Regions from separate parts of the Mus musculus genome. Here region 1 is linked to region 2. The links are chromatin loops, found by intact Hi-C in ENCODE. Cell type or tissue: heart. All regions are shown on one strand. Region 1 overlaps Gm28722 (a long non-coding RNA gene). Region 2 overlaps 2700003A03Rik (a long non-coding RNA gene).

Region 1 (2,500 bases), 200 kb before region 2:
CACTGAAATGATGACAGTTTGGCTTGTTATATGGCATTAAATCAACCATGTGATTAAACCCACTTTGTCTAATTATATTTCCTGTTATTAAATGTGGCTCTGGGCATGTCACGTTGCACATGGGGCTGTCTGTGCTGTGTGCAATCTCCTTCTCTTCCACACTGTGCCCTATATTCGACGTGTCCCTCAGACGCCTATCCAACAATCTAACAAACCCATGAACGTCACTCTTAAAACACATTTTAATAACTGCGAGACAAGACCACAACGGTCGTCTGTGGTACACTTGTGTCTCAGATTGTCTTTTAGAAGTTCAAGCCAATTGTTCTGGATACTTTTCAAAATTATTTATTTTTTTGCCAAGTTCATAAAAACCCTTTTGGCGAATCCTTCTGCACAGCTATACATATTTTCTCCCCTCAACATGACTGCCTCGAGAATGCGGACCTTTTAATTTACTTTCCGCAGTTTTTGAAAATCATTCTTCATAGATAATGCACTGATGCACTGCTATAGGCCCCTGAACTTAGATGCTGTTGGTTTTGACGTCTTCATCTTTTGAGGTTAAACGGTCTGCCGCTAAGCACTGGTGACTGTTGCTGTCTGGGAGGGGTGCTTTGCTGCCCAGCCTACCATGTGCTGATCATTTCACTCTGTTTTCTCTGTCATTGTGAATTGAAGATGGTGACTTCCCAGTCTTAATAAATAATTATGGTGGTAGTGGGCATTACTCCCAAAAATAATTTGCTGTTATTGCTCTTAGGAATTTTTACCCCATTAAACTTGGCAATGCTCCTTCTCCTTGGCTCAGGTCGCCTTCAAGGACACCATTAGCGAGGCATTTTCCCTTCCCAAGTAAAATAAGCAGTCTGGAAGGCAGAATTTCCTCCTGGCTTTCTACAACCCATTCACTATAAAAATAAAACAAAACCATTAGTTTTTCGTTTAGAGACATATTTTCATAGGGTGACATGCCAGACTACAGACAGTCCATGATGCTTTGTAAAATTGTCAGTGGACTGTGCATAGATAGGTTCTGCGTTCCCTGCCCAGAGTCCAAGTTCAAGGGAAAGTGTGGGCTTGGCTTGCTGTCAGGGATAGATCTACAGTTAGGGTTAGGGTTGGAGAAACCTTATTTTAATGTTCTAATGCATTGAACATCCATTTTAAAACTAAAATCTCCGTAAACGTTTTTAAGTTACGGAAATCCTCAGTTAAGAGCTATCTTATGTTTTACATCAGTAGACAAACAAAGAGGCGATTGGCATTCATCTCGGAGGAAATGGCAAGCTCGGAATTTTTATGGAGCATCCAACTGAGGGACTGAGCCAGCAGATAACTGTAGCTCTCACGCAGAGATGGGAATGGAGCTGAGTTGCCATCAGCCAAGACTTCACCGCTCTGAGTCTTCCGAACAGAGGACAGAGCAAGGGCAGAGCACACTGGGAGTTCTGATTCCTGGTCCTGGAGAGACACTCTTAGGTTGTTTTAAGAACCGGGTCAGACAAAAGCGGGAACCAACTGTAGGGTTTCTGGCTTAGTATTGGTTTTCTGGAGTGTGAGATCCATTTCCATGCCAAAATGTGTGCTTAGCACATCTTGTTACAGACACCAAACCCTCCGAACAGGAGAGAGAATTTTTAGACAAACTTTTTCTTAAGGAGATGTCCCTGGAACATCTCATCCAATAAAGTGGTGGGTATTCCTCTACCTGCAATAATTGTCCCCAGGAATTCCTATGGTAGAAAGGATATCTCAGTTGGTCCAGATTCCAAGAAAGCCTTTTGTTTTCTAGCCCTCTGAATTTGCTTTCCCTGCTTTAAGAGCAGTGCCCATCAGACTGGTAGAAAAGGATGGGGAGGGCAGAAAGCTTTCAAGGTCAAGGGCTTTCTGTTTGTGGTATTTGTTGTGATCATTGTGTGGCTCCAGAAAGACCACACCAGGCCAAACAGTTCCACGTGAGGTTTATTGAGAGAGAAGAGGGCAAAGTGGCAGCAGAAAGAGAAGGGGGAGGAGGGAGAAGAGTAAGAGGAGGAGGAGGAGGAGGAGGAGGAGGGGAGAGAGAGAGAGGAGAGAGAGAGAGAGAGAGAGAGATCAGAGGGGCCTTCCTTTATATATGGATGGTGACATAGCCACAGGTAAAGGTGGGAGGTGAGTCAAGTGGTTTCTGGGACTATGGTGACTATTGCCTTGGCAACAGGTATGCGGGTCAAGCTGTCGCCTATGTGATGTCATAGGTTTCGGAGATCCTGATACCAACAGCGTTCCCACTACATCTTTAGGGAAGCAAACACTGAAGATGCCCCCAAATCAGTGGCTCAGTGGGGTTACAAAAAAGCAGGGCTAGGATCCTGGCCAGAGATACCATTCACCCATAGTAGCCTCAAGGCTCAGTCCACAGCTACCTCGACAGCTGAATGTGTTCTTTGAGTAGTCTTGTTTGGAGTGAGACTATCCAAGGAGTCTTGGCTACTTCCAGGCACTTGTGATTCTTCCTCAA
Region 2 (2,500 bases):
AAGGTTCATAGCCTGTATACTGCAATGGAAATGGTTGTGACGTGACTTGGGGGCAAGCCATGGAAACATTGCAGCTTCTCAATGTGATGTCAGACAGATTCTCTGCTGAGACACCAGGGATGCAGGGATGGCTAACAGGGTCCCCAGCACCTGTGCTTTGACCCTGAGATTCCCCTAGCTCTCTGTGTTTCCTGTGGAGAATCCCCAGGTCTTGCTTTTAAATAAGAACTAAACTTCAAACCATTTCAAATTATTCAGAAGTAATCTGTCTGGTGCAAACCTGTAATCCCACGGGTGGGATGGTTTCATTTTGAAGGCCAATCCTATGGAAAGAGAGAAACAAGAAGAGAGGAAGAGAGGGCTGGGGGAAGAGGAGATGGAGGGGGAGGGAAAGAGGGAGAGGAGAAAGAGGAGAGGAAGAAGGGGAGGGGAGGGAAAGACTGAGAGGAGGGAGAAAGTAGAGAGGGAGGGAGAGGGAGAGGGAGAGGGATGGAGGGAGGGAGGAAGGGAGAGAGAGAGAGAGAGAGAGAGAGAGAGAGAGAGAGAGAGAGAGCCTGCCTTTTCTGTGAAAACATTAAAAAGGCCAGCAAACCTGATATAGGTGAGTGACCTTCTATAGAGATGTTTCTTTCATTGTTAATTATAGTAATCATAATACTATTGTTAAGGACTTTAGGAACTACCAAGTGGGTAAAGGTTTTTGCCACTAAGCCCACCCATCTGAACTCATTTCTCAGGACCCACATGGTATCAGGCAAGAACAGATTCCCAAATTGTCCTCTGACTGAATGGATATATATGCCTTGGAGCAAGTCTCCACTCCCATACATACACACAAAATAAGTAATATCGTTAAATTAAAAGGGAATTCTAAAAGGTCTCATCCATGATGTCATCATCATGGTACCGTTACAATATGCCCACAAGACTAGGATATCAGAAGTCTGAGGGACACACACATAGCACTAGATTGATCTGTGCCTCCATGGTACCCCAGATGCTTCCAGAAAGTGTATAAGTGATATACAGACTTCTGCCTCTGGGGTGGGTTGCAGGTCTTATGTTCTGCTACCTTTTGTTTATGTGTCTGTGTGCTTTGCCAGCAGTATGTCTGTGCACCACATGCATGCAGTCCCTGTGGAGGCCAGAAGAGGGCGTCACATTGTCTGGAACTGGAGTCACCAACTGTTGTAAAGCACAACCATTAGGCTGCTGGGTGCTGAGTTCTAGGAATCAAACTCAGGTCCTCTGCAAGAGCAGTGAGTGGGTTTGGCCTCTGAGCTATTTTGCCAGCCCCTATATTTTATGTTAAAAAAATGATTACATATTCTGGGACCTGAACTTCAGATGAGAAAAGAAAAGGGTATGAAAAAAATATGGAGGTTGTCAGGACATAGTGTCTCTAGTGTCAATCTGCCCCAAGGGACAGCTAAAGCTGGGGATTGTGAAGGAAGGGCTCTCATGCATGAGAGCCCAATCGTGGCTGTCACAAGACACTGGCAGAGCCATCCTTTCTGCAAGGACATCTGCCCAGCAAGTGTTCAACCTCAGACTAATGTCACCCTGGTTACTGATCCTTATTAGACAAAGACTGCTGTGTCAAAATCTCTGCTATCCTCGGAGTTCTCAGTCTGAAGGATTTCTCCCTGGCGCACCCTTTTGAAGATGCCAAAGCTTACACAGCGCACACTCCCTTTGTAATGCTTTACTGTCTCCAAACACAGTCACTGGGCCACATTTTGTTTTAGATTGACAGAAGAAAAGAAGTGAGGAGAGCCAGGGGTACCCAAAGGAAGGGAGGAAGGGAGGGAGGGAGGGAGGGAGGGAGGGAGGGAGGGAGGGAGGGAGGGAGGGAGGGAGGGAGAGCCCTGTTCTTCCTTGAAATAGCCGCAGTCAGTTCACATAAGTAGGCTCCCAGGATCAGCATAGGAGTAGTCATCTTGTGTCCTGTTAACAAAGGTCCTCACAGTGACTTCCTGTTTGGGAAAAACACAGATGTGTGTAAGTGTGTGTGTGTGTGTGTGTGTGTGAAATAACCCCTAATTCCCTGCTGGACAGTGGAGTGGGTTGTCTGTTGGTGCTCGTTTCTCCAGCCCCTCTCCAGTCTGCCTCTGTGTATCGCTACAAGAATGACTGCCTATCATATTTTGGGGTATGCATTCCTTTGATTCCAACCAGTGTAAAATGTTCCATCCCATATTCTCACACCAAGACCCGTCTCCTTGAGAACAGAAGAGCCTTTTACCCCAAACTCACGGCCACTGTCTCCCTCAATGAGGGTGTGCTCAGCACCATGTGTGAGCAGGGGCAGAGCCCCCTTTCCAGACACAGCCTTTGCCCCAGAAGCCATGCCTTCTGGCTCAGTAGCAGGAACACAGGCTCTAACCTGCTTGCCACCGGCACAGTCTAAAGAGAGTCATGCTGAGTTTCTACATGGAAGTGTCTGCCTACAAAAGCAACAAGCTTCTCCATCCACTTGAGGCTTACCACCTCCGAGGGC

The links. Hi-C counts contacts between places; a loop is a spot of excess contacts. Peaks named below come from ENCODE experiments on the same cell type or tissue, not always from the same donor. Only the 100,000 strongest peaks of a DNase experiment are listed, where the experiment ranks them.
Region 1: it touches region 2 in a loop (2.3-fold over the local background); 2 of 42 quality-filtered maps call a loop at or near these places.

Annotation. Positions count from the first base shown.
Region 1 is chr1:90,494,267-90,496,766 of GRCm38, reverse strand. All of the region lies in intron 1 of Gm28722 (a long non-coding RNA gene), which reads left to right. Among named protein-coding and RNA genes, the nearest start is that of Gm28722, 8.4 kb to the left of the region's middle. In heart, a CTCF peak has its summit at 1,498; a DNase peak (open chromatin) is centred at 1,426.
Region 2 is chr1:90,290,100-90,292,599 of GRCm38, reverse strand. It overlaps 2700003A03Rik (a long non-coding RNA gene), which reads right to left. Exons shown (of 4, transcript XR_003947931.1): 4 at 1,830-1,976. Among named protein-coding and RNA genes, the nearest start is that of 2700003A03Rik, 18 kb to the right of the region's middle. In heart, a CTCF peak has its summit at 1,138 (motif pointing right); no DNase peak of the experiment used is centred here; H3K27ac peaks cover 1,173 bases.